Linked DNA regions of Homo sapiens: region 2 is linked to region 1. A link is an interaction called in ENCODE POLR2A ChIA-PET data of the cell type or tissue named here. Cell type or tissue: Panc1. All regions are shown on one strand. Links, peaks and the distances in the headings refer to the core of each region. The heading gives the core; the rest is flanking DNA. Region 1 has its middle 50 kb from the start of TRC-GCA5-1. Region 2 has its middle 100 kb from the start of TRC-GCA5-1.

Region 1 (15,431 bases), core at 2,489-10,488:
CCTACTAAGAACTTCACCGGCATGTGTATCCTCATTGGATGGTTGTGAAGTAGGTTCACCATGCACTAGTTCCCAACTTGTCTGAGTCAGTGAGACAGAATACATTCATATACAAGTGACAAGAAGCAGGTTCATTACTTACAGATAGACAGCAAGGGATGACAGAAACCTAGCATTTACTGTGACCTGGTCCCCCCAAGCTTAGAAAAGCTGCCTGGGGTAGATGGAGTCTTATCTTCACATGGCACACTTGTACCACAGCTGAGGAACCCCAAATGGCAGCCTGTCCCGGATTATATACCTCTGGGTAACATGACATACTGGGCTAAGGTGTTGAAGAGCATTCCTGTTCTCCAGGGGGGACTTAATAGAGCCTGGGATGTTCCAGTCAATTCCCCCTTATCTCAGGATGTTGCATTGCCAGCACATTCTACAGTTATATTTGAGAACTACAAATGAGACAGGTGCAGGGGAGAAACTAAATCAGCTCAAGGCCACCCAGATAATCGTCCTGCAAGGGTCACCTCGTCCTTTGAATTCAGATAGAATTGACTCAAACTTCCTCTTTTGGGCTCTATGGGGAATCCAATCCCTCTCTAAGATTTCTGTGAATTCCTTCAGCCCTAGATTCTCGTAGGAACACCTTTACTCAAATGCCCTGTGTCTTCTGGGTTTCACTCACATCCCATTCCATTTGTTTCTCCCTCAAACATGCAGCACAATGTTTTTCTTTGACTTCTCCAAATTTTATTTATTTATTTATTTATTTATCATTCTTTCTTCTGCCTTCCTCTCTTTCTTTCTTCTCTTCCTTCTTTCCGTTTGTCTGTCTTTCAGTCTTCCAAACAAACATTTGTTGGGCATTTACCATGTACTCAGCAACTATGCTAGGTACTGAGGACAGACTGATGAGTGAACTCAGACATGCTGTCATGCAGCTTACAGTAGAAAAGATGGACAGGAGTCAAATAATGATACAACTTGACACAGAATCATAGAGTCATAAGAACAAAAGAGCTGTACATAAGGCTGGAGAGCACCTTACAGCCTGGCGGGTCAGAGAAGACTTTCCTGGGTCAATGACATATCCTTGAATTCTAAGGGATAGATAGGAATTGACTCAGCGAAGAGAAGGCAGAAAAGAATACCAGGCAGAGGGAATCGCATATCCTAAGTCCCCGTGGAAGAGGGAGCCGAGGAAGCCAAAGAGTGCCACATGAGCAGTATATGCAGAAAGAGGGCAAGTGCCATGAGAGACAGGGGAGGAGCTGTAGGTGGGCTGTGGCATGCAGGTCAAGGCAAACATGTGGTCTTTCACCTGAGAGCAAAGCAAAGACAGCAAGGAATTTCAGGTGTTGGTGGGAGGGAGAGTCTAGGGTGGGTTAAGGTGTGATGAAAGGCATGGCTATAATTTTCAAGAAAAAAAAAGGTGGCCGGGCGCGGTGGCTCACGCCTGTAATCCCAGCACTTTGGGAGGCCGAGGCGGGCGGATCACGAGGTCAGGAGATAGAGACCACGGTGAGACCCTGTCTCTATTAAAAATACAAAAAATTAGCTGGGTGTGGTGGTGGGCGCCTGTAGTCCCAGCTACTCAGGACGCTGAGGCAGGAGAATGGCGTGAACCCGGGAGGCGGAGCTTGCAGTGAGCCGAGATTGCGCCACTGCAGTCCAGCCTGGGCAACAGAGCCAGACTCCGTCTCAAAAAAAAAAAAAAAAAAAAGAAAAGAAAAGAAAAAAAAAAGGTACTTGTACAAATCAATGAGTATTTGAGTATTGCAAATGTAATTACCAGTATAACCAATACCCAAATAAGATACAGAATAGTTCATCTCCTCAGAAAGTTCTGTCAATCCTTTCCAATCAACCTCCAACACCCCCACCCACAATTACCACTGTTTTTATTTTTCTCACCATAAAATAATTTTGCCTGTTCTTAGACTACAGAGGAATCCTATGGCATACATTTTATACCATGGCTGCAGTGTGAACAGCAGATTGTAGAGAAACAATAGTGGATGTGAAGTGGCCCAGAGAGAGATAAAGACCATTCAGACAACCATAGTGATGGTGGAGATGGAAAGAAAGTGCATAGATTGAGGAGGGAGCTATTTCTTTTTTTTTTTTTTTTGAGATGGAGGTTCGCTCTTGTCACCTAGGCTGGAATGCAGTGGCACAATCTCAGCTCACTGCGACCTCCACCCTCCTGGGATCAAGCAATTCTCCTGCCTCAGCCTCCTGAGTAGCTGGGATTACAGGTACCCACCACCATGTCCAGCTAATTTCTTGTATTTTTTGGTAGAGATGGAGTTTCACCATGTTGGCCAGGCTGGTCTCGAACTCCTGACTTCGAGTGATCCACCCACCTCGGCCTCCCAAAGTGCTGAGATTACAGACGTGAGCCACTGCGCCTGGCCAGAGGGAGCTATTTCTCAGGTAACATCAACAATGAAGGACTGGATGTAGAGCTTGAGAGAGAGAGAGGTGTCATGGGTAACATAGGCATTAGTGTGTTTAGCAGACTTTGAAAGTTTGGAAACTTGGAAAGTCCAATAGACCCAACAACTTAAAATTGTGCATAAGAATGGGGGTTCCTTAAAATATTAAACATAGAGGCCGGGCGTGGTGGCTCACGCCTGTAATCCCAGCACTTTGGGAGGCCGAGGCGAGTGGATCATTTGAGGTCAGGAGTTCGTAACCAACCTGGCCAACATGGTGAAACCCCATCTCTACCAAAAATACAAAAATTAGCCAGGCATGGTGGCGGATACCTGTAATCTCAGCTACTCGGGAGGCTGAGGCAAGAAAATTGCTTGAACCCCGGAGGTGGAGGTTGCAGTGAGCTGAGATCGAGCCACTGCACTCCAGGCTGGGCAATAAGAGTGAGACTCCGTCTCAAAAAAAAAGAAAACATAGAATCACCATGTGATCCAGAAATTTCACTTCTGGGTATAGACCCCAAAGTACTGAAAGCAGGAATGTGAACAGATTTTGTACACCCATGTTCGTAGTAGCATTATTGACAATAGCCAAAAGGAGAAGGCAACCCAAATGTCCATCGACAGTTGAATGGAAGAATGGATAAACAAAATGTTGTATATACATACAATGGAATATTATTCAGCTTTAAAAAGGAATGAAATTCTGGCATATGCTACAACATGAGGGAACCTTGAGGACATTATGCTAAGGGAAATAAGCCAGTCACAAAAGGACAAATATTGTAGGATTCCACTTATATCTTGGCACCTAGAACAGTGAAATTCATAGAGACAGAACGTCAAATAGTGATTACAAGGGGCTAGAGGGAGGCCAGGAATAGGGAGTTAGTGTTTAGTGTTCAGGTTTGGGTTGATAGAGTTCTAGAGCTATATGGTGGTGATGGTCACACAATAGTGTGAATGTACTAAAAGTCTATACATTTAAAAATGGTTCAGATGACGCCAGGTGTGGCGTCTCATGACTGTAATCCCAGCAATTTGGGAGGCTGAGGAGGGAGGATTGCTTGAGTTCAGGAGTTCAAGACCAGCCTGGGCAACAGAGCAAGACCCCCCATCTCCACAAAAATTAAAAATAAATTAGTCAGGCAGGTGGCACGTGCCTATAGTCCCTGCTACTTGGCTAGGTAGGAGAATCACTTGAGCCCAGGAAGTCAAGGCTGCAGTGAATCATCATTGTGTCACTGCACTCAGACTGGGCGACACAGAGTGAGACCCTGTCTCAAAAAAAAAAAAAAGTTATGATAAATTTTATGTAATGTATATTTTGCCACAATAAAAAAATCTATTCAAAAAAGTGTGATAACATCATTGAATATTCATTTTCTGTGTCAAATTTTTAAATATTTCTTTTAAATCACACATAAGACAATCTTCTTAAAACGCACTGGGCATTTCTTCAATAGTCTGAAAGCTCCCCTGGTGGTTTTCCACAGGTGCCCACCCATCCACAGTCTCAGTCCCAACCACTGTCTCTGCATCCTCCCCCCACCATCTCTTCTCTGCTTCACCCCAAGTTTCTGTCAATCCAGCTATTAATGTTTCTTCCATCTGCTGCCCTGGTTTCTAGTTCCACCTTATCTTCCATGAGCCATCCTAATGAGCTTCCAAAAAGTCCTACATTTTTGTTTAAGCTGGTTTATGTTAGGTTTTCACACCAGGAAGCCAAAGAGTAAAGGACTTCATGTGTTTATAGTAAGTGCAACGGAAAACATATGACTATTGACATAAAACCTACCACTAATATCAATAAATGTATATAGGCTAAATGCACCCACTCAAAAAAACTGTTAACAAAATAAATACAACCCTATGTTTTTTCAAGAAACACATACAAAACTAAGTAATCAGAAAGATCAAATTAAAAAGTAAAAAAAAATTAATTTTAAATGGCAAAGATAAAATGAAAACAGGTGTCATGGTCAAATATGCTATCATTTAGAACTAAAAGCACTAGACAAGATAAAGAAGGATACTTTATGATGCTAAAAGCTATCATGTATAATGACGTTATTGTTGTTAATCTGTATGCACAAAATAATACAGCAACAACTTGCACAAAGCAGAAATTATAGAAGACAAAAGGAAAAATAGACAAACTCACACTAATAATAAGAGAATTTAAAATACCTCCCTCAGACTTAGACAAATTAAGGGAGAAATACTTAGCAAGGATATAGAAAATCTAAATCAATCAAAAAATATATCTAACAACTATATATTCAAGCCTATATCCTGATAATCTCCTTCTCAGGTACATATAGATCAGTTATGACAAGAGACTATATTTTAAGCTACAAAGAAAATCTAAATTAATTGCAAAAATAGAAATGTCAAAAGCTTATAACCACAATACAATGAAACTATAAATTACTGACAAACTGTTTGAAATAATGCCTTTTACCTGGAAATGTTTTAAAACTCTTTATTAAACAACTCGGGTCGAGGGAAATGCAAACTGAAATTGCAAAATTTCTAGAAAACCCCAATAATGACAGTACTAGATACTAGTCACTAGTATCTAGAAATACAACTAAAGTAGTGCTTTTAGAGAAAAAAAAATCTATATATCCTTAAATAACTATATCAATAAGGATAAAAATGAAAATAAGTTATTTAATACCCAACTCAACTAATTAGAGAAAGGAAAATGAAATAAATCAGAAAAAAAATAAGGAAAACATTCAAAAGAATAAAAGCAGAAATTAATTATTAAATAAAAATTAATATATTTTGAATGTATCAATTAAAAAGAAGTAGGGGAAAATGTAAGTATACAAAATAAGAAATTTCAAAGAAGAAATATTCGTGACAGGAAATTTTTAAATCATGAGAGATTAGTATGTACAAACCTATATAAATAATTTTTCAAAGATAAAGTGAATAACTTCCTCGGAAAATATAATTTACCAAAACCGATCACAATAGAGATATAAAGTCCAAATAGGACACTGTCACTGAGGAAATAAAGTCATCAGAGTGAGTCTCCAATGACCCCTAAAACAATCACCAGGTGCAAATGGTTTCACAGGAAAGTTCTAACTAAAGTTCTAAAGATCAGATTATTTGCAATGGTAGTATTCTAGGGAGTAAAGGATACACACGTAAAAATATTTTAATACCAAAACCTACAAATATTTCACAGAAAAAGTCTAATCTCACTTAACAATAAGATGTAAAAATGAATCAGTTTAGAGCTCTGGGTACATGATGACTATAGACAATAGCATTGGTGTAAATCTAGGTTCATGCTAAATGCATATATTTTAGCTGCTTTTGCCTCAGGAAAGTGGGTAGCAATTTGAGATAACAGGTATGTTAATTTGCTTTCCCATAGAAACCTTTTTACTATCTGAATGTATCCTATAACATCATGTTGTATACCCTAAACATATACAATAAAAATTTGTTTTTGCTTTCATTTTTTGTTTTGTTTTGTTTTGAGACAGGGTCTCACTCTGTCACCCAAGCTGGAGTGCAGTGGTGCAATCATGGCTCACTGCAGCCTCGACCTCCCAGGCTCAAGCAATCCTCCAACCTCCGCCTCCTGTAGCTGGGACTATAGGCACAAGCCACCATGCCCAGCTAATTTTTGTATACTTTATAGAGATGCGGTTTTGTCATGTTGCCCAGGCTGGTCTCACACTCCTGAGCTCAAGCCAACCTCCCGCCTCAGCCTTCCAAAGTGCTGGGACTACAGGCATGAGTCACTGTGCCTGGCCTAAAATTTATTTTTTTTTTTAATTATTAGAGTTTAATGCCAACAACAAAAATACATCATGACTAAGTGTGATTCATTCCAGGAATGCAAGGAAGGTTCATATTAAGCAGTCTATTGGCCAGGCATGGTGGCTCATGCCTATAATCCCAGCACTTTGGGAGGCCGAGGCAGGTGGATCACTCGAGGTCAGGAGTTCAAGACCAGCCTGGCCAATATGGTGAAATCCTGTCTCTACTAAAAATACAAAAATTAGCCATGCGTGGTGACAGGTGCCTCTAATCCGAGCTACTCGGGAGGCTGAGGCAAAAGTTTTGGCTTGAACCCCAGAGGCAGAGGTTGCAGTGAGCCAAGATCATGCCACTGCACTCCAGCCTGGGCGATAGATAAAGACTCCATCTCAAAAAAAAAAAAAAAGAAGTCTGTTAATATAAGTCCCCATAATAACATAGTTGAAGAGAAAAACCACAGAATCATCTTCACAAGTAATAGATAACTGTATTGATGGGAACTTTTGGAATTTCTCTTATAGTTGCTTCTAGTTTCCCAGTGAAATAGGAAACAAGGTCATCAGCTGAGAGTGAGAAATCAGGAACGGGGAAAAACATGAAACATGAAATCGTTGTCTAAGAAACTGTTTATCTTAACTAAATTAAATGAAACTGTTTCAACTATAGAAGATTATTTCTACAATGCTCCTCTGAAGAAAGATGTTTTTCTAACTCCATGTTAGCCAAATCCATCCCTTTTCTCCAATTCAAATACATTATTTCTGTTCTGTCACTAACAGGACTTGAGGCCTTAAGTCACAAAAAATGATTCCTATAGAGTTGGAACTCTATAGGAATGTCCTATCAGTACCTTCCTCCTGGGCAGTCCCTAACCTCCCTCTCTGCTCCCAGTCTCACCTTCTTCCAGTTCATATTTCATATTCAGGCATTCAGTGTAAATTCACTAGTAATTAGCAAAACAAACTCATCTTTCAGGATGATATAGATGCCATCTCAATTCCACATCCAAGAATTTACCCTACAAATATATTGGCCTATATATTTAATGGTGTATGTACATGTATGCTCACTGCAGAATTATTTGCCTAGAAAACAACTAAAATGACCATCAACAAAGGACTGGATAGAAAATATTGTTACCAGCATACAATGGAAAACTATGCAGACTTAAAAAGAAAGTTAGGTAGATCTAGGTATGCTGATTTGGAAAGCTGCCCAGGCTATATTATGAAGCACAGGGGAAATGTTATTTTAGAACCATATTAATAATACAATTCCATCTTTTTAAAGCTATATATTACAAATAGGAATTCATCATTATCCAAGAAGTTGCACATCAGTTGCAAGGTTATGAAGAAGTTAAAAAAAAAAAACAATTTGTTCTGAGATGAGATCTCGCTATGTTGCCCAGGCTGGTCTTGAACTCCTGGGCTCAAAGAATTCTCCTGCTTCAGCCTCCTGAGTAGCTGGAACTAAAGGTATGGGCCATGATGTCCGGCTCCAAAAACCTTTATAATAAGAAAATATTATTATTAGCTCAGGTGCACTGACTCACACCTAGTTATCCTAGTGCTTTGAGAAGCTGAGGTGGGAGGATCGCTTGAGCCCAGGAGTTCAAGGTTACTGTGAGCTGTGATCATGTCATTGCACTCCAGTGTGGAGACGCAGTGAGACCCTGTCTAAAAAAAAGAAAAAGAAAAGAGGAAAAAGAAGAGAGAAAATGCTATGAACATTTTCTGTTTCTAAAATTAAAATTAGTGCCCAAACACATCCCATGCCAATCGCAGCTCAACACTTTAACCAATTTCTATCAACCCAATTAGCATCTTCCTCATGTGGCCACTGGTCCACAGGAAACATTAAGGGATGTACTCACCATCTCTGCATCATTTTCAGAAGCACTAGGTTTTTCTGATGCTCCTGTGCCACTATTTATAGGAGCAATCACTAGAGCACCTTATAAATCAGGAAATTAGATCTCTTATTTGCCAACTGACTTGTTTAAGGTCATATATCTAGTTAATGGCAAAGTTAAATCTTGATCATGCTTATTCCCAAGGTTGTGCTGCTATTTATATCATTCAGCTGCCTCATCCTAGCCATCCTTCAGGGCTGCCAATCAGATGTCACTTACTCCATGAAGCTTTCCAGGATGCCCTTAGCAGGAAATGACATCTCCTTTCTCTGAACCACAACAGGACCCGAATCCCTCTTGTGGACTTTGTTCCTGCCTGCTTTGCTGGAACTGCTGATATAAGGACATATCCTCCAAGTTCTCTTTGAGGAAAGTGCGCTCATTAACTATGTTTGTATAATAGCCAGGGTCACGATTGGGGTGAGGCAAGTGGGGGGCCTGGAGTGCAAAATTTAATGAGGAATTCACTCTCAGAGTCACACATGTACAGGGTTATTTGTCTCATCTTAGTTCCAACCCTGATAACATTTGATAGAAATACAAGTCTACCATATTCTGTAATATAGTGTCCGGTACTGTAATAATCAGAACAGCTTTAGATTGGTGGGTGAACCACCCAAGGTCAGCCAGCTAGCCATTGATGACACAGGGATCCCTATGCTTGTAGATTTCCAACTTATAACATGGCATAGAGCATTGCACTGGGTTCCTGGGGAAGACTAGAAGGGGAGGGAGACTAGAAAGATGGTGAGACGGCTGGGCGCAGTGGCTTATGCTTGTAATCCCAGCATTCTTGGAGGCCGAGGCAGGTGGATCACCTGAGGTCGAGATCGAGACCATCCTGGCCAACATGGTGAAACCCTGTCTCTATTAAAAATACAAAAATTAGCCGGGCATGGTGGCGTGTGCCTGTAATCCCAGCTATTCAGGAGGCTGAGGCAGGAGAGTCGCTTGAACCCAGGAGGTGGAGGTTACAGTGAGCTGAGATCACGCCACTCCACTCCAGCCTGGCAACAGAGCAAGACTCTGCCTCAGGAAAAAAAAAAAAAGAAAGAAAGAAAGAAAAATAAAGAAAGATGGTGAGACATGGGTGCCACCTCAAAATGCTCACATACAAGGAGCCCTGGACAGCAGCTACTAAGTTCCAAAGCTGATTGCAGATGAGAGGCAATCTCCCTTTGCCAAATTCCATTTTCTGTCATTTCCAAAACAGTGATTTATTAAATAAATCATGAAATAACTTAAAATTAGATAACAAAGTAAAAAGAAATTGGATAGATAAAATGAGGCTATTTATCATTTTCTTTGTTTTAGGGTCTGAAGCACTTCCTTCCATTTGTATTCACAATTGAATGTGCTCATTGCTAGGCTGAGCTGGCCAGCAGATGAATGAGGCCAACCAGCCAGCTCCCAACATACTCCTCTGGGCCATCTAGAGGGTCCTGGTGCTCAGGCTTCATTCTAACCATCTGCAAATCACTCCTTAGAGACAGGGAGTGGGGAATTGAGTTAGGCTTCTATTTGCAATAATGGAAATAAGAACTGAGGATTCCACATGGGCACAAAGAGGGGAACGAAAGACACTGGGGCCTATTCAAGAGTGGAGGGTGGGAGGAGGGAGAGGGTCCGAAAAAATAACTATAACCAGGTACTACGTTTAGTACCTGGGTGACGAAATAATCTTTACAACAAACGCCCACAACACGAATTTACTGATAAAACAAACCTGCACATGTATCCCCGAACCTAAAATAAAAATTAAAAGAATAAGAAAATTAAAAAAAAAAAAAGAACTAAGGGTTCCATCGACTTGTGGCTGAACTGTTCTTAGATTTCAAAGAAGCCTCTGAAACCAGGCCACTCTCTATGCCCCCAGGTGGATGCATGATCCCAAAGTCACTCTCCCTGGACTTGATATTGCTGAGAACAGCAGCCAAACCAGGCGAGTCAGTACGGAACAGCATCCAGGGATGACGCCTGTATTTATTCTACCACGAAAGGCCGAATCAGGAGCCTCCTTTAAGTCAGCTTGATCTGTCCCGAACTGCTGGCCTTCCTTATCTGTGCCTGTGACATCTTCCAACCAATCAGTAGACACATCCATAATGTACCCTGTCTCATAGCTTCTCTACAAAGATGGGTGAGATATGGTGTCTCACTCTTATTCCTCCCCTAACCTGACAGTCTCTGGGGTAACTGGAGCAAACACAGCAAAAACTCATTGGTTAAAAAAGACTTTCAAGTTGATAAGTCAATTTAAAGAAAGCAAGAAATTCTTAATCCTTTATGGCTGATGTGCAATCATCAAATCACATTATCACAGACCTCTGTTCCTTAGTGTTTTTTTATGTTTAAACTGTCCTTAGTCTTCTCAAGAAGACTAAAGACCATTATACACTATATCGTAATTAATCGCTGATAAACAAACTAAGGACCTATTAAGCACCTACCCTGGATAAAGCACAGGGTTAGACATGGAGGTAGAAAAACAAAGAAGATACCAGCTCTGCTGACAGCTCTGGATAAAGAACTCACTTGTGGTAGAATCAATAGAAAACCGAGTCCTGGGAGGGATGAGGCCGACGAAATGACAGACCTGTAGCACTGGGAGCTGGGAGCGAGGTTCGAGGAGGCCAGTCCACTGTGTCTAGTCCTTTCACTGTTTTTGAACAGGTGGTTCATTCTGCTTGAAATGGCTCTTTCCCCGTTTTCCATCTAGTGAGCTACCTCTCATCCTTTTAGCCAGTTTTGGTCAATCAGAGGATAGCATTTGGGGCAGGTGCACCTTGAGACGAATGGAAGCCCCACGTGTAGGATAGTTTAGACAGCATTTACCCATTTCCCTTTCCCAAGGTTATCTGCCAAAAAATTAAAAAAATAAAAAATAAAAAAGCACTGGGTCTTTCAGTTTCACTGAATTCATCTGGGCTGCCCTAACGCAAAGCTATGTCAGGGAAGTCTAACTGCCTGCATGTAAGAATTAGGACCATCTCAAGACCAAATTCCTGAAATCTCAACTTTAAGCCTGACTGGTTAGAAGACGCTTCTTCGAATTTACACCTGCTCCTTATTATGTTCCTGATCGTTTCTCTACCCAGAGCAGCTGTAGCTTCCCCTAAGGGCGGCCCTGCCTGTGGCCCTGTGAATAAACATGTCTCTCCAGACCAAAGGAGTCATAGGGGGCTTTGTAATCACAGCTTATGAGTTGTATACACTTACTTAAATGGGCTTGATGCTGTTGATAGTGCTGTTTCTGAAAGAAGAGCTGACATAGGGAGAGTAATTCGAGGCTTTACCTGTTTCTTTTGCAGCTTTATTGTGATATAATTCAGATACCATAAAATTAAGTAGTTTAAATTGCATAATTCAGTGGTTTTAGTATATTCCAGAGTTGTGCAACTATCACCACAAGCAGTTTTAGATCACTTTCACCATTCTAAAAAGAAACATCATACCCATAGCAGGCACTCCCCATTTTCCCCCAACCACCCTGCCCCAAACAAGACACTGCACTTTCTGTCTCTATAGATATGCCTATTCCGGACATTTCATGTCACTGAAATCATACAGTATATGACCTCTGTGTCTGTTTCTTTCATTTGGGATACTGCTTTCAAGGTTCATCCATGTCATAGCATACATCAGTGTTTTAATTATTTTTATGGCTATGTAATATTCCATTGTATGGATAGACAACATTTTGTCTTCATTCATCAGTTAATGGGCATTTGGACTGTTTCTAAATTTTGGCTATTTACATTCAACATATTTGGCTGTTACGTTCAAGTTTTTCTGTGGATGTGTGTTTTCATAGCTCTTATTTGCTGGATCACATGGTAACTGTATTTAACATTTTGAGGAACCCCCAAACTGTTTTTGTAAAGTAGCTACATGATTTTCCATCACCACCAGCAATGTATGAGGCCTCCAATTTCTGCCACATCCTCATCAACACTTGTTATCATCTGTGTTTTTTATTTTAGCCATACTAGTGGTTGTGAAGTGGTATCTCATTGTAGTTTTTATTTGCATTTCCCTAATGACTAGTGGGTTGAGCATCTTTTCATGTGCTTTTTGGCCATTTTTGTATCTTTTTGTTTGTTTGTTTGAGACAGGGTTTCACTCCCATTACCCAGGCTGGAGTGTGGTGGCGCAATCTTGGCTCACTGCAACCTCTGCTTCTCAGGTTCAAGTGATTCAAGCCTCCCGAGTAGCTGGGATTACAGGCACGTGCCACCTCACCCAGCTAATTTTTGTATTTTTAGTGGAGACAGGGTTTCACTGTCAAGGCTGTTCTTGAACTCTTGACCTCAAGTGATCCGCACACCTTGCCTCCCAAAGTGCTGAGATTACAGGTGTGAGCCACCGCGCCCAGCCCATTGTTGTATCTTATTTGGAGAAATGCCTATTTAGATCCTTTGCCTATTTTAATTGGGTTGTCTTTTTACTATTGGGTTGTAAGTGTTCTGAATACCAGCCCCTTATCAGGTTGTAAATATTTTCTTCCTTCCCATGGGTTCTCTTTTCACTCTCTTGATGACATCCTCTGAAACACAAAACTTTTTAATGTTGACAAGGTCCAATATATCTAGTTTTTTCTTTTGTCACATTTGCTTTTTTTTTTTTAAGACGGAGTTTTGCTTTTGTTGCCCAGGCTGAAGTGCAGTGACGCCATCTGAGCTCACTGCAACCTTTGCCTCCCAGGTTCAAGCAATTCTCCTGCCTCAGCCTCCCAAGTAGCTGGGATTACAGGCACCCGCCACCATGCCCGGCTAATTTTTGTATTTAGTAGAGACAGGTTTCACCATGTTGGCCAGGCTGGTCTCAAACTCCTGACCTCAGGTGATCCACACACCTTGGCCTCCCAAAGTGCTGGGAACACAGGCATGTGCCACCACGCCCGGCCCCCATATTTGCTTTTAATTTCATATTTAATAAAGTATTTCCTGACCCAAGATTATGAAGATTTACTCCTATGTTTTCCTGTAAGATTTTATAATTCTAGCTTTGACATTTAGGTCTTTGATTCCTTCAAGTTAATTTTTGCATATGCTGTGAGGCAGGGGTCCAGCTTCACTCTTTTGCATATGGATATTCAGTTGTTCCAGCACAGTTTGTTGAAAAGAATATTTTTTTCCACACTTAAGTATCTTACTGCCTTTGTCAAAAATCAATTGACCATAAATGTGAAGGTTTATTTCTGAAGTCTCAATTCTACACCATTGACTTATATGTTTATCCCTGTGCTAATACCACACTATTTTGATTACTACAGCTCTGTGGTGAGTTTTTTTATATTTATTTTTTATTTTTTCAGTAGAGATGAAGTCTTGCTATGTTGCCCAGGCTAGTCTGAAACTTCTGGGCTCAAGCAATCCTCCCACCTCGGCCTCCCAAAGTGTCAGGACTACAAACGTGAGCCACTGCGCCCAGTCTTGTGGTAAATTTTGAAGTTGAGAAGGCTGAGTTCTTCAATAATTTTTTTGGCTATTCTGGGTTCTTTGTATTTCTATATGAATTTTAGGATGTGCTTGTCAATTTCTGCAAAAATGGCAGCTGAAACCTTCATAAGGGTTGCCCTTTTGTACTTTTTACATATCCTTGTTTTGCTTCATTTGGTTTCAATGACAGGATTTTGATTTATGGACACTTTGATCAAATTCACTCCGTTGAACTACAGCCGTTATGTTGTTTGTTTCTGTGATGCCAACTGATACCTTAAAGTCTATAAAGTGCCCTAAGAGCCAATGAGCCAAACCAGCCTGTCCTTCCCTTTGTCACTCCATCAGCCCACAGCCTATAGCTCCTGAAGGTGAGAGGTCTGAAGCAGTGACAAAAAAAAATCCTCTTCTTTCCCCCATTCCAAATATTTTTATAAACCAGAAACCCTATGGTTATTGTAATCAATGTTTTGAAGCCAGGCATGGATATAAATCATCCCTTCCATTAAATTGTATTTGTTTGGATGTGCTACCCATCTCTCTCTCTCTCTCTCTCCCCCTCCCCATCCTCTCTCTCTCTCTCCCCCCATCCTCTCTCTCTCTCTCTCTCACACACACACACACACACACAGAGAGAGAGACAGGCATTTCCAGTTTGTCTTGCACAGACTTTTAACTTCTAGATAAGTTCAGTCACATCAAGAAAAGTGCTTTTTCTTTCATTTGATAATAGTTTTCATGAGAGGCCTGGCAAAGCTGAATGCTCAGCTGTGGGGCTTCTTTTAAAAGAAAAAATTGGCTTCTAATAGTACATACATGATAATAAACAAAGTATATACATATATACTTTTTTATTTTTTTAGTTTGTTTGCTTTGTTGCTCAGGCTGGAGTGCAGTGGCGCATTCATAGCTCACTGACACCTCAACTCCTGGGCTCAAGCAATCCTCCTGTCTCAGCCTCCTGGGTAGCTGGGACTACGGGTGCATGCCACCATGCCTAGCCTAATTCAAAAAAATTTTTTTTGTAGAGATGATGTCTCCCCATCTTGCCCGGGCTGGTCTCAAACTCTTGGGTTGAAGGGATCCTCCTGCCTCAGCCTCCCAAAGTGCTGGAACTACAGGCATGAGCCACCACACCTGGCCAGAATAATATTATATAGGCCAAATTTGCATATTCCAATTAGCATCGCTTAACTTCTCTCCCCCCAGTAAAAACATAGTAGAGGATGCCTTAGTCTGATTAAGTTTAACTATTCACATAGACCTCAGCTGTCCCTTGGTGCGTGAATAGCGAGTATATTTGGCCAGATGTGGTGGCTCATGCCTGTAATCCCAGCATTTTGGGAGGCCAAGGCAGGATGGTTGCTTGAGCCAAGGAGTTCAAGACCAGCCTAGGCAATATAGTGAGACCATCTCTATAAAAAACAAATATAAAAAATAGCTAGTATATCCAATTACATCAGATAGAAAACCATTCTCGCCTCCGTGTTCTAAAAATGGACTAACTTTGCCTTAAATAAATTTATTTTTTCCTCTTCATGAACTTTAAGTGGAGGCTGACTCTATGAATCAGAATGCATAGCTGAAATTCAGGTTCCACCATGTAATAAATGCATTTTTGTGAGTTCATCCTTTGGGGACCAGACCTATGCTTTGCATATTCCATACATAGTAATCAGGTAAAATTAATCATACATTGCTGAGCTTACAAACTGTTATCTTTACAGGGTCCCTTGTGGTGCTGGAGAGCAGAGAACCCAGAAGTAGGAAAGTAAATGAAATACAGCAATTTACACAAATGATGTTTCATAAGCTGTCCTATGAGAAAAATGTTGGTTACTACTATGATCA
Region 2 (15,431 bases), core at 2,935-10,934, 150 kb before region 1:
TATTTTTTTCTTTTTAAAAAAATCCCATGGCAGCATATTAATTTTTTTTTCTACCTGGCAGCAGATCAGATTCTTTTGCCATGGCTGAAATTCAGGATTTAACCGGGATATGCCTATGTATTAGTCTCTTTTTATTAATGTTGTCTGGAACTTAGAGGGCCCTTTCAATATGATGTCTTTGAATATTCTGTTGCTCTCACCTGCTGTCTTTCAAAACTGTCAAATATTTCTATATTGCTATCTATTGTCTGTGTTCCCTTGTCATTATTTTCTTTCTGGTTACTTTTAAGTGTCTTTTCTGCTACCTTTGAGAAATGTTCCTCAAGCTTTCCCTTCACATTATGAATTTAGTTTTCTATAATCTGCTCATTATTCCATCTCATTTCATCTTTATAGCAAGGCTTTTATTTTGCATTCTTTCCCTAGCTTTGCCAGCTCTTTTCACATCTCTGTTCCTTGTCATCTTATCACCTCAGCTTCCCAGCTTGTGTCATAGACTTATGTGATGGTTAAATGGCATGTAGTACCTGGGCTTCAATATCAAAGATCTGGTATGGAGTGGAAGACACTGTGGAAAATTGGAGGGCACATCCCATCTGAAGTACCAGTCAGACCAGCCAACTGCTGCCACCGGGCCCTGATGTTGCCAGATCTGCTACTTTTCCAAGAGAATCCAGAAATACGGATTTTAAAATGTAAACTCTATTGACTTTAACACATGATAATATTCCACTTTTTAAGGAAGACTACTTGAGCCATTTCTGTGAGCCAGATGCAGCCCACAGGCCACCTGTTTGCAAATCCTAATGCTTAGGAATATAAAGCTCTGCAGAACTCTAAGCTGAAGACATCAGGTTTTAGAGAAAACAATATGAATTCAGTTTTGGACATGCTCAGTTAGAAATAAAATGGTGAAATCTCCCAGTCAGCAGTTGAAGATATGTGCCCAGAAAATGCCTTTGCCTTGTTCTGAAAATCCAACCCCACCCCCTGCCCCGCTGGGGACATCCAAAGCTCACGTCCCTGACATCTCTGATGATTTTGACACTGCTGATATCCCTCCCCTGACAGCAGCATGGTCTAGGTTCCAGGCTCTGTGCTCAATGATTTACATGCAATATCTCATTTAAACTCACACACACCAAACTTAGGACTTAACTACCATTACTATTTATGAAGAGTAAAATAAACAATAAAAGCTATTGGCCTGTTTGGCCAGGCACAGTGGCTCACGCCTATAATTCCAACATTTGGGAGGGCAGGGTGGGTGGATCACTTGAGGTCAGGAGTTTGAGACCAGCCTGGCCAACATGGTGAAACCCTGTCTCTACTAAAAATACAAAAGTTAGCCAGGCATGGTGGCATGCACCTACTGTCCCAGCTACTTGGAAGGATGAGACAGGAGAATCGCTTGAACCCAGGAGGCACAGGTTGCAGTGAGCCGAGATTGTACCACTGCACTCCACCCTGGGAAACAGAGCGAGACTCTGTCTCAGAAAAAAAAAAAAAAAAAAAAAAAAAAAAAAGCTATTAGCACGTTCAAGGTCAATTTATATTTTAGAAATGTGTGGATTAGACTGCAGAAATAGGGTTACACTAAAACACAGCTCAGAAGGCACATAGGTGCACACACACTCACACAATTCTTCAAGGACTAACAGAATGTAAATATCTGGCGTTGTTTTCATAGCAGCGCATGGTGTAGTCACCATCAAGGAAAGACAGGGAAGGCCCCAAATTGTTGAGAACACGATAACCCTCCACACAGGATGGTGATAGGAAATGGGGGTGTGGATCTTATGAACCTGGGTCAGCAGCACTGTGAGACTCCCCAGGAAAGACACTATTGGGGTACCCCGGAGATTGTAATAGAACAAAGAAAAGAGCATGTGTCTTCTGGTGTAGAAATGCCAATCTATTCAGACTCTCTTAGAACTCCTGGAAACTGCAGGTTCACTGGGGGTAGTAAACAGGCAAGTACAGAGCCCCAGTGCCTTCCCTGTTCACTAAGCAGCATCTTGACCAGAAGACAGAAAACAGCTAAGCTTCACCTCCTTTGTGTCCTGTGTGAGTGTCCTGGCCTAGGAGCAGTCAGTCTGTAGAGCCTTGTTGCTTGGACTCTCTTCTGACCCTTGTACACATCCAGGAATTTGAGGCCTATGATCCAGAAAGAGAGTCAATAATTATCAGAATAGTACACAGAAGCTCAGAGGGGAAGCTACCTGACGTCACACAGCTCATTCGTAGAGGGCTGGGATTTCAACCCCTCACTGCCTAACCTCTGCTCCTCCAAATCCCCCAGCTTCCTGAGGCTGCAGCATCCAGATCTCCATGTATCAGTCCTGTCCCATCACCTGACAAGGCAGATCCATTTGGCATTTTACAGGTACCAGCAGGTGTGGAGGGAAGTCTTATCCCAGAAGTCTCCTGAGTCTGTGCCCTGGTTCCTGCAGTGAGACGAAGCCAGATGGGTTGGGGATGGGAAGCAATATGTCCTGAATGTCAATACACTGGGAGACTCATAATGAGCCATTGTCAGGTTGCCTCCCAGGAGACTTGAAACTATAAAGAAAACAGATCCAAGAGCCCTCTAGGAAAGGAGAATGTTTAAAGGATGCAAGGCCTCCGTTTTTCTCTTTCCCTCCTGTCAAACATCATTTACTAAACTCTGATTTTTAGCAAAAGCAAGTGTTTTATACCCAAAGTCTCTTTTTTTTTTATTAAATACATCCCTGGTTCTTATATTTACAGCCTGAGATGATTTCGACATGGTATTGAAATTGTCAAGGGAAATCAGTAAAGGAGACAATGTTAGAAACAGATTGTCTGAGCTGATGGCTTGAAGAAGTTACTTCAAAGCAAAACAGCAGCAATAAAGAGGAGATGGGCAGCTGTGTGTGAGGAAGGGGAAGACAGAGGAGGAGGCATGACATTTCCTAGCAGCAGGGTGCAAACACATCACAAGGAGGTGGCAGACAGCCCACACTGAAGAATTCTGAGCTTCAGACCAGCAGACATCACCAGACTCCAGACATCAAATGAGATCATTTATGTATAAGCCCTTTGAAGATATAAAGCATTCAGAAGCTTTAAGGTGTCATAATTGTTGCTACCATTGTTACTTAATCAGTGGTGCTGGGTGTCTGTCTTTGGGAGGACACTTTCAGACCAGAGGTGGATGACAAATGTCTTTAATACACAGTTGGCCTCTTTTCTCTCTTAGTTGTCATCCCCAGCACATGAGTCAGACTGTGAGACTGAACAAGACCGAAGCTCTATATTAATGATCACTATCCATCAGGGGTACCCAGTGATTCATAGTTTGCAAAGCATTTTCACTCGCATCATCTACCATCACCCCACAGCAAGGGAGTCAAGGCTGAGATTGACCAGCCCCAAGGGCAGCCCAGCCAAGACAGCATGAGCTTCAGAGTCCTCTCCCCAAGGGCAACGACAGAATTGTCGGCCTCTCCGCTTCCACCTCGCCAAAACAAGGACTCTGCTCTCTTGGTTGCTCTGAGATAATCCATCTCTGGAAAGCAGAAGACAAAGCAGTTGAAGAGTGGGCAAGTTCATCACATCTTCGTACTTTGGAGGTCCCTTTAGCAATCAAAGAAAATGCGTGCCAGTGCCTTCTTCCTTCCTCCCACAATCTCACACACGGTCATCCTTGCATCTTAAAAACACAAAGGCCATTCCCCCTTTCTTGTTTTTATTTGTCTGCCTACCCCACTATACTGTTTGCAGCTTGAGGGGGCTTATTTACTGCAGTTAGCACAGTATCTTGCCTTAGGAAGTATTTGATAGAAGATACTGAATCAGTGAATGGTTTTTGGCATTGCTAAGTTGTTCCACTGGCCATTGGATTTCAGTATCTGGGTCCTTGATGGTTGACCTTTTCCATACTCCTATAGGGGGTACTGTTTTTGTCATTCCCACCTTTTTGGCTGAACCTGATTTTATTCTGGCATTTCCCACGCCCACACTCTTCTGTGCTTGCGGGTCAACCTCGTACCCCGCTCCAGAGATGGCTCCTGATTAGTCCAAGCTCAGTATTTCTGTTTGCATCAAAATCATCTGGCATGCACATTGAAATGCCTATGTCTGGGCCCTGTCCCTAGCAATCAGACTCACTAGGCCCGGGAAACTATATTTTATGAGCTCTGCAAGTAGTTTATTTATTTGGTCAACTTTAGGGTTCCTGGTCTAGGCTAAGTGATCCGTCAGCCCCTCAGCAGATGTCACTGGTTCAGGACAGCACCTAGCCCTTGCTGGTCTCATTAGACTGAAGGGAAATATGAATGTTCCATAGTCCAGGGAGAGGTTTTCTCTCAAACTCTCCAGCTGGATATGAACAAGGAAGAATCTACATTGTCCTTAATGCTACTGCCACCACCTTATACTCATGAGGGGAAGCAGCCTGAAGATCAAGCCACCCCCTGAGGTTAGTGGAGAGAAGAGAGAGAACCTGTGTCCTTGATGACAACAATGGGACACTGAGTCAACCTACCCTGGAGCTTCTCCTAAGTTAACCTTCTCATTGTGTGAAATAACCAATGCCCTTAGTGCATAAGCCACTGTGAGCCAAGTTTCCTATTACTTGCTAAAATCATCCTGATTAATCCAGCTCCTGGCAAGCAGCGGCTGTAGCACATCTAGATGTCCACCTAAGCAGGCAAAATCCAAATAGCAATCAAAATAGTTAATACTCACTGAGTGTTTGCCATGCCAGGCACTGTGCTGAGTGGCTTGTGTTGATTGTTCCATTATTCTTCATAGCCATCCTTGTTAGGACAAACTGCACCACTTTGTAAGCTCCCCACTATTTCACAGACCTTGGTCAAAGTGAAACATTTCATGGGGGTTCAGGCCATGAGAAACATCCTGCCCAACCACCTGACCACAAGGCGGACAAAGGCCCAACTAAAAAAACTTTTCTATCATATCTTGCTGGACAAAGGTCCAAGGAACACAACGATGACATCCTGCCAGAACAAGGGCCAGAACCACCTCATCACGGGAGCATCTTATCAATATCCTGCCAGGCAGCAAGCCATACTGCCAAGATGCCTCCCGCCCATACCTATAAGTACCCCCAGCCTGTAAGCAGTGGTGGGCTCTGGCGTTAGGCTGGTCCCCCACTTCGGTAGGTTTTATGCTGGACATAAAGCCTGCATTATCTGTTGAGTTGCCCTCTTTCTGTGTGTGTGTCTTTCTTCAACCCTCGCCTTCCCTTCAAAACCTAACTGAGGAAACTGAGGAAGGGAGCTTTTAAATAACACCCCAACCCCCACCCCTGCAAAGCAAGTAGCAAAGCCAGGATTTGGATCCAAGAGATCTGACTTCAGTGCTTAGCCTATTAACCACTGATCCAAACTGAGTTGCCGCCTGTTGAAGCCCACTTGTGTTCAAATCATTACTTTTCCAAGAACGGCAGGACTAAATTTCATCCATAGGATTTTACTGTCCAGGAAAATTTGCTGAAGTCCACCAACCTCAGTGCTAATCCATTCCAAAAGAGAGAAAATGCAGCTTCCCATTAGAAAAACATCAGCAGGGCTAGAAGGCTTGGGTGGGGGTTCAAGTCAGTCCCACAGAGCTTGAGTATGTCACGTCCAGTCCTTGGATACTAGAGGATAGAGGGGTTGGGGAAGGAGCAATTGGTGATCTTTTCTGTTCAGATCCTCATCCCGTGTAGATGGTCTATCAGTAACTAAGTAACCTCAGCTGCAATTCAGGACCCAGCTACAGATTTCAAATTCACCTACATGGATGAGCAGAAGTAGGGAATTTGAATGATAAGTAAACATGTTCCAATCACTGTAAAAGGCTCACCTCTGTCTCCCTTACTTCTTGAAGTGAATTAACTTTGAATCCATTTTAGAGGAGACCGCACTTTAAAAATTGAACAGAGATGAAACATGTATCTGTCTCCAAACAGATACCAGTATATCCAAATACCAGTCCCCAACACAAAAAGATAAAGCCAATTCAATCAGCTCGTGGAAAAAAAAAAAAAGAAAAATCAGCCAAACAGTTTTTGTTTCCCATACATTCATTACTTTTTAAAAATCCATGCAGATAACCGATCTGTGACTTTTACTTTTCAACTGGCTACTCTGGTAGCTGAAAAATGGTAGCAGATCTATTTAAAAAAAAAAAAAAGTAGCTACATCTGCTGCTAACATGCTCATAAATGTTTTACAGTTCTCAAGGTACTTTGATGTGTGATACTCTGGTTGAGCTCAGAACATTTGTGCTTCTGACACCTACTTTAGCCTGGGCACTGTTAGGCATTAAGGCTTTGCTCGCTACCCAGAGTGGTCCCTGGACCAGCAGCTTTGGTATCACCTGGGAGCTCATTAGGGAAGCAGCATCTTACCCACCCCAGACCTGCTGAATCAGACTCCGAATTTCAGCAAGATCCTCTGGTGGCTCCATTGCTCATTACAGTTTAAGAAGTAACACTGTAGAGGATAAAGTGACAAATAAGACATGTCGCTTGTCCTCAAGAAGCTAGGAAACTTGAAAAAGAGAGGATCACAGAATTGGATAATCACAATACACTGTGTTAGATGATGTGATGGAATAAAGCTCAGAGGGCCCTGGGAGCCCTAAGGAGGGTCATGCTGGCCCCTGGCAAAAAGTGATCTTAAGCTGACCCCGTGAAGTAGAAGATCACCTTTTGAGAAGGTGCAGGAGATAGTTTCCACAGACAAGAGGCCCTGCCAAATGAGTGTGCATGTCTGGGGATGTACTCCATGCCCAAAGCCTTATCAGGAAGCATTAGTGATGCTCCTCTTTAGGCACCAGCGGCGTCCCCATACCACAGATAAGGAGGGGACTTTGTGTGTCAGAATCTGGGCAGCATGGAGGGGTAGAAGTGGAAGCAGAGGCTATTTGTTTAGCAATAACTCTGTGATCCCTATTATATGCCATTATGTTTCACTTAGCTTTCACTTAATAATAATTTAGTTTGCATGTGCTTCTGGGCTAATGCTTTGTCTAGCCATAATAGAATGCAGGGACACCTAAATTACCCATAGAATAATCAAATTAAGTAAAAATGCCTCTCTCTTTGCTCACCGCATGGAAGAGGTCACTGACACCAAACAATGTCATTTCTGGTGCCCCCATAAATGACTGAAGTCAGACCTTTCTGAGCTGATGAACCCAGCCTAAGATTCCACAGGCTCTGAGTCATGGTGGTGACACAGCAACAGCTCTAAGATAGGAATTGGAAGTAGGAAAAGAGCTACCCCAGGGAGGGCCTGCAGTATGCCACGAGTGGTGCTGGCCACCTTCCCAGAAGGATTTTCTTTTGTCCTACAGTGGACCTGCCCCAGTTGACAAACAGCAAAGCAGAGGTGGGAAAGGCCTCTGCTGCTGAGGCATATCAGGCTCCAAACTCCTCCTACTCCCCGTGTGACTATTTCCCATATAAAGTACTATCTCCCAAAATACTTCATTCTTTTCTGCCATCCTTCCCACCTCCATTCCTCTCCTTCCTTCCCTCAATCTTCCATCACCCCAGACTCAGTGTCTCAGGCATTTGCCAGCAGCACTCATCACCATGATGCCTACAGGTCCTGCTGACATCCTCTTAGTGTGTGCTCCAAAATGCATTTATATCTGCATTTCTGCTTCTGATTGTTTTCTGCCTTTTAACAGCATTGATCCTAGTCTCCACTTCAGCTCTCTTCCATCATGCAACCCCCATTCCCAGTGATCAATAGGTGCTTTCACCTGTAGCATCTCATATCTTATATTCTATTTATTCCTGGCTTTCAGGACAGATGGTAAGCATCATAGAGGCTGCTGATCCAGTGATTGTAGTGATGTTGAGGCAGGATGAGAGTAGAGGGTAAATAGGCAGGGTGCTTAAACAACATAACCTGAAAAAGAAAAGCTAGCAAGAGCTTGAACTGTGAAGGAGGGAGCAAGGTTGATGGTCAAAGACAGTGCTCAACATCAAATGCAAAAAGCAAATTTGCAATATGAATGACCCAAAAAGCTTAATGTCAGAAACTGGGAGAATCCTAAGAAGTGAAGAGTAGCTTAAAGTAAGTCTCTTATATAGATCCCATGGCAAAGGCTCATTCTCTGATGAGACCAGCTGGAAGAAACCTGCTGATCTAGTCATACGTGGCTTTAAAAGCTCTTTCGTGAGGAACTGAAGGCTGAATGGCCTACCGACTGGGCAATACCATCTTTGGTTTGGAGCTTATTTTTGGTCTGTGCAATCCCTTCTTAGGTGGTTTAATCAAATCAGCAAAAGTGGAAGGCTGCCCTTCTCCCATGGGTCCTAGTGACTATTTTCTGAAACTCCTTTGGGTGTACCTGTATTGAGTTTAGTGGAACAAGGGGAAACATATTCAGACTTCACAGCTCATAGTAGGATGACCTATTTTCAGCTACAAAGTAAGGAAGAATGCCTCTCACCCTACACATGTGTACACACCCATTTGCAGAAGTTACCCAAACAACCACTGTAAAGTCAGTGGCAAGAGTAAGAACTGGTTTAGAACAAGACCAGTAAAAGAGCAGAGAGTAAATATTTTAAGCCTTGTGGGTCACTCAGTCCCTGTCACTCCTACTCAGTTCCTCCACTAGCAAAAATGCAGTCCTAAATAATACATAAATAAATGAGTGTGCTGTGTTCTAATATAATCTTATGTACAGACAATAAAATTTAAATTTCATGTAATTTTAATACATCATGAAGTATCATTATTCTTTTGCTTTTTTAAAAACAATTTCAAAATGTAAAATATATTTCCTAGCTCACAGGCCAACAAATCAGGCAAGCAGGCTAAATTTGCTCTGTGAGCTGGAGTTTAGCAACCTCTAGGTTAAGAGATCTCTGTATAAAACATAATCCTAGAATTAAAATTAATCCATTTTCCAGAATATTAGTCACCCTCATAGCTGTGGTTCTCAATCCTGTAGGCAAATCAGAATCATCTGTGGATTTAAAAAAAAAAAAAAAAAAAGTATTTAAAAAAACCTTTCCAAACCTACCCAGTTAGAGTCTCTGGGATTGGTAGGGTTATTCTATTGAACTGCTATACCATAAGTTATTAACATAAATTATTAAATCCCTTGTGATCTAATTGTGTTCTTCAGATAAGGTCTTAAATTTTTAATTGCTGAGCTACCAAGTCAAAGGGCAAAATATTTCTAAGTTTTCAGCTATGTTCATGATGGTGCTGAGTTTAGATTTTTAGAAAAAAAAAAACACATCCTCTTGCTCTAAATCAAAGCAGTAATTAATCTTAAACATAACCATACTTTTAAAAAAAGGTTAACAGGCCAATGCATGGGCATCTGCCCTGCCATCACTACCGCAGCACTCTTCACAATAACAAAGACATGGAATCAACCTAAATGCCCATCAGCAGTAGACTAGATACAGAAAATGTGGTACATATATACCATGGAATACTACACAGCCATAAAAAAGAATAAGATCATTTCTTTTGCAGGAATGTGGATAGAACTGGAGGCCATTATCCCAAGTGAACTAATGCAGGAACAGAAATCCAAATACTGCATGTTCTCACTTGTAAGTGAAAGCTAAACATTGAGTACACATGGACACAATGAAGGGAGCAATAGACACCAGGGCCTACTTGAGGGTGGAGGATGGGAGGAGAGTGAAGAGTGAAGAGTGAAATACTACATATCGGGTGCTATGCTCATTACCAGAGCATAATAATCTGTATACCAAATACAGAAATAATCTGTACACCAAACCCCCATGACATGCAATCTATCTATGTTAGAAACTTGCAAATGTACCCCTAAAATTAAAGTTAAAAATGAATTTTAAAATAAATGACAACATAGGGGACTGGCAATAAAAAACAAAGTAAACATCTCAATGAATCGGAAATAGGAGAGCAACACTTAGTCTTGGGCAGGGGTAAGACTGTGGACCTACTGGGACCCAGAGCCTTTAATAGACCTGCTATGGTTTCACTGTGTCCTCTCCAAAATTCAGGTGTTACCAATGTGATTGTATTAAGAGGAGATTAGGCCATGAAGGTGCCTCCTTCATGTTGGAATTAGGTACCTTTACAAAGGGGCTTGATGGGGGAAACTGATCCTAGCTTGCTCTTATGTTATGCTCTTCCACCTTCCACCATGTGGAGATATGACAAGAAGTTCCTCCCCAGATTCTAGTGCCTTGGTCTTGAATTCCCCAGCCTCTAGGACTGTGAGAATATAAGTTTCTGTTCTTTATAAAGTATCTAGTCTTAGGTGTTCTGTTACAGCAGCACAACATAGACTAAGACAAGATGGAAGCAGCCCATGTTCATCTTCTGCAAGACAACACAAACAAGCTCCTAACACCTGGCAGGGGATGTGTGTCAGGCCTTCCACATGAAACCAGGGACAGTGATAGGGCTGAGGTGGGGATCCCTGACTCACAAACAGCAGTTTAAAGAAGCTAGGGCCACCTCCTGGCTATTTACATTAAACTGTTGTCCAAGGTCACAGGAGGGATTACAGACACCTACACATCTAGTATGTTGGCCAGGCTACCCACTGGCTCAGTAATCTTATCTGAAATGTCCCTGTGGGATAGGAGCCTCAAGCCTCTAACCTAAGATCTAATTCTGAACTGAATGAGCCAGGGGGAGATGACTTAAAACTTCTAAACACAGAGAAATAAGAGTTGGAGAAGAAGAAGAAGAAGAAAAAAAAAAAAAAGCCAGGAATGGCTTCTCTGCACACTAGAATTACATGGCATTTGAGGACAGTGAATGCTGCAGGAGACAGACAATGAGCATAGCTTACAGAATAATTGAGTCCAGAAAGTTGTAAGACAAGAAAGTAATCATCTTCTTTAAAAAAAAAAAAAGGGACTCTAAGGAAAGGATGATCAATACTATCAAAATGCTGTAAAAGGTATAAATTTATATATTTTAAACACTGAGAAACAATCTATGTATTTGTCCAAATCACCAGGAAGAGACTTCCAACTAACATTAAACATGATAGATTGAACATACTGTTAACTTCAATTTCTTCAATCTCAAAAATAACAATGAAGTGACAAAAAGGCATAAATCAGTCTCTTAAGGCTTGAGCCTGGAAACCAGCCCAGCATCACGTTCACTGCATCCTGTTGGTGAATCAGCGACAGCACTCAGATTCAAATGGAGAACACAGACTCCACCTCTCAGTGGAAAATGTGTCACAGAATTTGGGGGTTATCTTTTAAAACTACCTCAGATATGAATGATAGAAAAAAAATGTCAACAACCATATAATAGGAGCCTGAAAAGAAAAAAAAAAAGGACAAATGAAAAGACAGAAACATTTGAAGATCTAATGACTAAAAATTTCCCCAAACTGTAAAACTATGTAAATTCTCAAATATAAATGGCTGTTAGAGTGTCAAACAGAACAGATGAGGGGCAAAAACAGACATATTGTGGTGGTGAAATTAAATAAAATACACACAAACAAAGAGGCTATCCTAGACATTTCCAGAGAGAAAAGGCATATCTCCTAAAGGAATAAGCCTCAGAATAACAAAAACCAATAATAGGTAATATTTTCATGTAAAAATAAAGAGTTTAAACCTAGAATTTTAAATGTAGAAAATAAAAAGCATCCTCAGATTTACAAAACCTCATAATGTTTATCATCCTACGACTGAAATCATCCTTAGAAAGATGTCTTAGCAGTAACAAAAATATCCGGACAATTCAACAATATCTACAAAATAAATGACTTAGTAAAATTTAATGTTGACTAAATAAACAAAAACAAAAAAAGGATACCCGTTACATTTCAGAACTAAAATTCTAGATGATACCAAAATACAGGGGTGGAGGGCAGGGAGGAAAGAAGTAAAGAAGGGGAAACCAGAGGAAGTCAATGGCACACTAAAGCATTTGTCTAGTCTGGAGCATGACATAATTATAGATAAGGGTAAGAAAGTGACAGAGAAAATGGACATAGCTGTGGGGATGAATAATCAAGGGTAATCTGGAAAAGACTGAAAAGAGAATATATAACTTTGAAGTCAGCAGAAGAAAATATTAAGTAGAAAATAGAATAAATAAATAAAAATAAATAGAACAAAATAAGATGGCAGAAAATGCCCCATCATTACATTAATTACAATAAATGCAAATGAAGTGAACTTACCCAAGGAAGCTCTTCTATTAAATTTAAGAGGGAATAAAAGAAAGAGGAGCAATAAAAATCTAACCACATTCAGCAATGCATTGCCTACAAGAAACTTTTTTTTAAATGATACCAATAAAGTGGGAAGAACATATACCAGACAAATATGAACCACACCAAAAAAGCAAGTTTAATATCAGACAAAAGATAATCTTTTGGGTAAAATATAAAAGACAAAGCTATATATTATACACCAATAAAAGGAAAAATAAAGATGATGTATATCTAATAAGATATCAAAAATGTATAAAGCAACATAACAGATATAAATACAAAGAGAAAGAGAAATAAGTTAACCATTCTAATAGGAGATACAACATTTCTTTCTTAGAAACTGATCATATGATTAAAAATATGCAGATATAAAATATTGCATAGCATAATTAATATGTTTGACATTTTAAAACATGTGGGGACTTTATATGTTCAATATAAATGTAGCATTCTTTTGAACATACATAGAACTTTGTAGGTGGTATTTATTAGGCTGCACAGAAAGCCTCAATTAATTCCAAAAAAATTGAGGTCACATTAAGAATGTTCTCTGGTAATGAAAGTAGGAATAAAAAATAAAAGCTATCTGTTAATTTTTAAAAGGCTGAATTGCTGAAAGTTTAGAAGCATACCATTAAAATAAAGGAAATCACAGGACAAATTGTGGAATACTTATTGCTGAATGACAAAACGTTACAAGTCAAAATATGTGAGATATAACTAAAGCAAAAGGATATTTTTAGTTCTAAGTATTGCATTCATAAGCAAACAAGAAATGTTGACATAATAGACAAACTATTTAATCCAAGAAGCAAGAAAAAAGAACAAATAAAAGAAGCAGGAAGTAAATATCAAAGATAAGTACAATTAGGGAACTAGAAAATAATAGTTCCCTATCAATCAAGCTACTGAAAATGAAAGACTTCTGGTGAGACTGACTATAGACAGAGGGAAAGAGAAAGGATGAAGTAAACAGGACAAGAATAAGAAGGGAGAAATAATTACATACACACAAGTATTTAAAATATGATGAGTAAAATAAACTTGAAAACCAAGATGAAATTAAAAATTTCTGAAAAAATACAAAAACACCAAAATTGACACAAGAAGAAATAGAATGCTAGTTAGACCAATACATACAAAAGGATTTTAAATGCAATTGAAGACCTCATCTGCTGGCAAAATGTGGCTTAAACATAGGGTCCTCCCAATCCTTTCACAAAAACAAAAAAGAAAAACCATACGCAATGTCTTAAATCAAACTAGCCAATAAAATATTCCCAAGAACCTCAGAACATGGACTGCAAACAACGGCAGCAAGAGTCTCACAACTGTATGGGCACAACCAGGGGGCATACAATTGGACTCCTGGACTCTAAGAGCTAAGAAATCTGGAAATCACCTGCAAGCACTCACCCCCTCAAAGGAATGGATCCCTCAGACCAGAGGACCCAACTGTCCAATATGATAACAACAGTCAAAAAGAAAGTGGGTTTTTCAAGTTCTAATTTGTAGGTAAGTTACCCAAAGATTATGATGGAAGGTTTGAAGGGGTGGGACTGGTCAGAAATCTCAGGGAAAGGACAGAGCCCTGTACTAAGGAGAAACTACTAGGAGTAGTTTTACTAGGAGTAAAACACAAATTGGTCAGGATGGAAATGCTTGGAGTGAAAGGAGAAAAAGGGTCAGATATTACCAGGGAAGACAGATCTCAGTTTGATATTAGAAAAGCCATTAATATAATTCATCACAGGGCTAATAATAAAAATCATATCATCTCCATAGATACTGAAAAGAAAAATCAAAACAGTCATAAAAAATTGAAGAATATTTCCCAAGCATGATAGAATACACATACTATAGCTCCAACCCGGCATCTTACTTAATGGGAAATCACTAGCAAATATTTTTTTTTAAGTTTTTTTTTTCCTTTATTATTATACTTTAAGTTTTAGGGTACATGTGCACATTGTGCAGGTTAGTTACATATGTATACATGTGCCATGCTGGTGCGCTGCACCCACTAACTCGTCATCTAGCATTAGGTATATCTCCCAATGCTATCCCTCCCCCCTGCCCCCACCCTACAACAGTCCCCAGAGTGTGATGTTCCCCTTCCTGTGTCCATGTGTTCTCATTGTTCAGTTCCCACCTATGAGTGAGAATATGCAGTGTTTGGTTTTTTGTTCTTGTGACAGTTTACTGAGAATGATGATTTCCAATTTCATCCATGTCCCACAAAGGACATGAACTCATCATTTTTTATGGCTGCATAGTATTCCATGGTGTATATGTGCCACATTTTCTTAATCCAGTCTATCATTGTTGGACATTTGGGTTGGTTCCAAGTCTTTGCTATTGTGAATAATGCCGCAATAAACATACGTGTGCATGTGTCTTTATAGCTGCATGATTTATAGTCCTTTGGGCATATACCCAGTAATGGGATGGCTGGGTCAAATGGTATTTCTAGTTCTAGATCCCTGAGGAATCGCCACACTGTCTTCCACAATGGTTGAACTAGTTTACAGTCCCACCAACAGTGTAAAAGTGTTCCTATTTCTCCACATCCTCTCCAGCACCTGTTGTTTCCTGCCTTTTTAATGATTGCCATTCTAACTGGTGTGAGATGGTATCTCCTTGTGGTTTTGATTTGCATTTCTCTGATGGCCAGTGATGGTGAGCCTTTTTTCATGTGTTTTTTGGCTGCATAAGTGTCTTCTTTTGAGAAGTGTCTGTTCATGTCCTTCACCCACTTTTTGATGGGGTTGTTTGTTTTTTTCTTGTAAATTTGTTTGAGTTCATTGTAGATTCTGGATATTAGCCCTTTGTCAGATGAGTAGGTTGCGAAAATTTTCTCCCATTTTGTAGGCTGCCTGTTCACTCTGATGGTAGTTTCTTTTGCTGTGCAGAAGCTCTTTAGTTTAATTAGATCCCATTTGTCAATTTTGTCTTTTGTTGCTATTGCTTTTGGTGTTTTAGACATGAAGTCCTTGCCCATGCCTATGTCCTGAATGGTAATGCCTAGGTTTTCTTCTAGGGTTTTTATGGTTTTAGGTCTAACGTTTAAGTCTTTAATCCATCTTGAATTGATTGGCTTCATCCCTGGGATGCAAGGCTGCTTCAATATACCCAAATCAATAAATGTAATCCAGCATATAAACAGAACCAAAGACAAAAACCACATCATTATCTCAATAGATGCAGAAAAGGCCTTTGACAAAATTCAACAA

Evidence for each region. Peaks named below come from ENCODE experiments on the same cell type or tissue, not always from the same donor. Only the 100,000 strongest peaks of a DNase experiment are listed, where the experiment ranks them.
Region 2: POLR2A ChIA-PET joins it to region 1 with 13 read pairs; 3 of 35 experiments call an interaction of 5 or more read pairs at or near these places.

The regions. Positions count from the first base shown.
Region 1 is chr15:79,786,969-79,802,399 of GRCh38, forward strand. No RefSeq gene overlaps it. Among named protein-coding and RNA genes, the nearest start is that of TRC-GCA5-1, 50 kb to the left of the region's middle. In Panc1, for the core only: no CTCF peak of the experiment used is centred there; a DNase peak (open chromatin) is centred at 6,213.
Region 2 is chr15:79,633,151-79,648,581 of GRCh38, forward strand. No RefSeq gene overlaps it. Among named protein-coding and RNA genes, the nearest start is that of TRC-GCA5-1, 100 kb to the right of the region's middle. RefSeq lists enhancers at 4,457-5,028, 6,431-7,009. In Panc1, for the core only: no CTCF peak of the experiment used is centred there; a DNase peak (open chromatin) is centred at 7,281.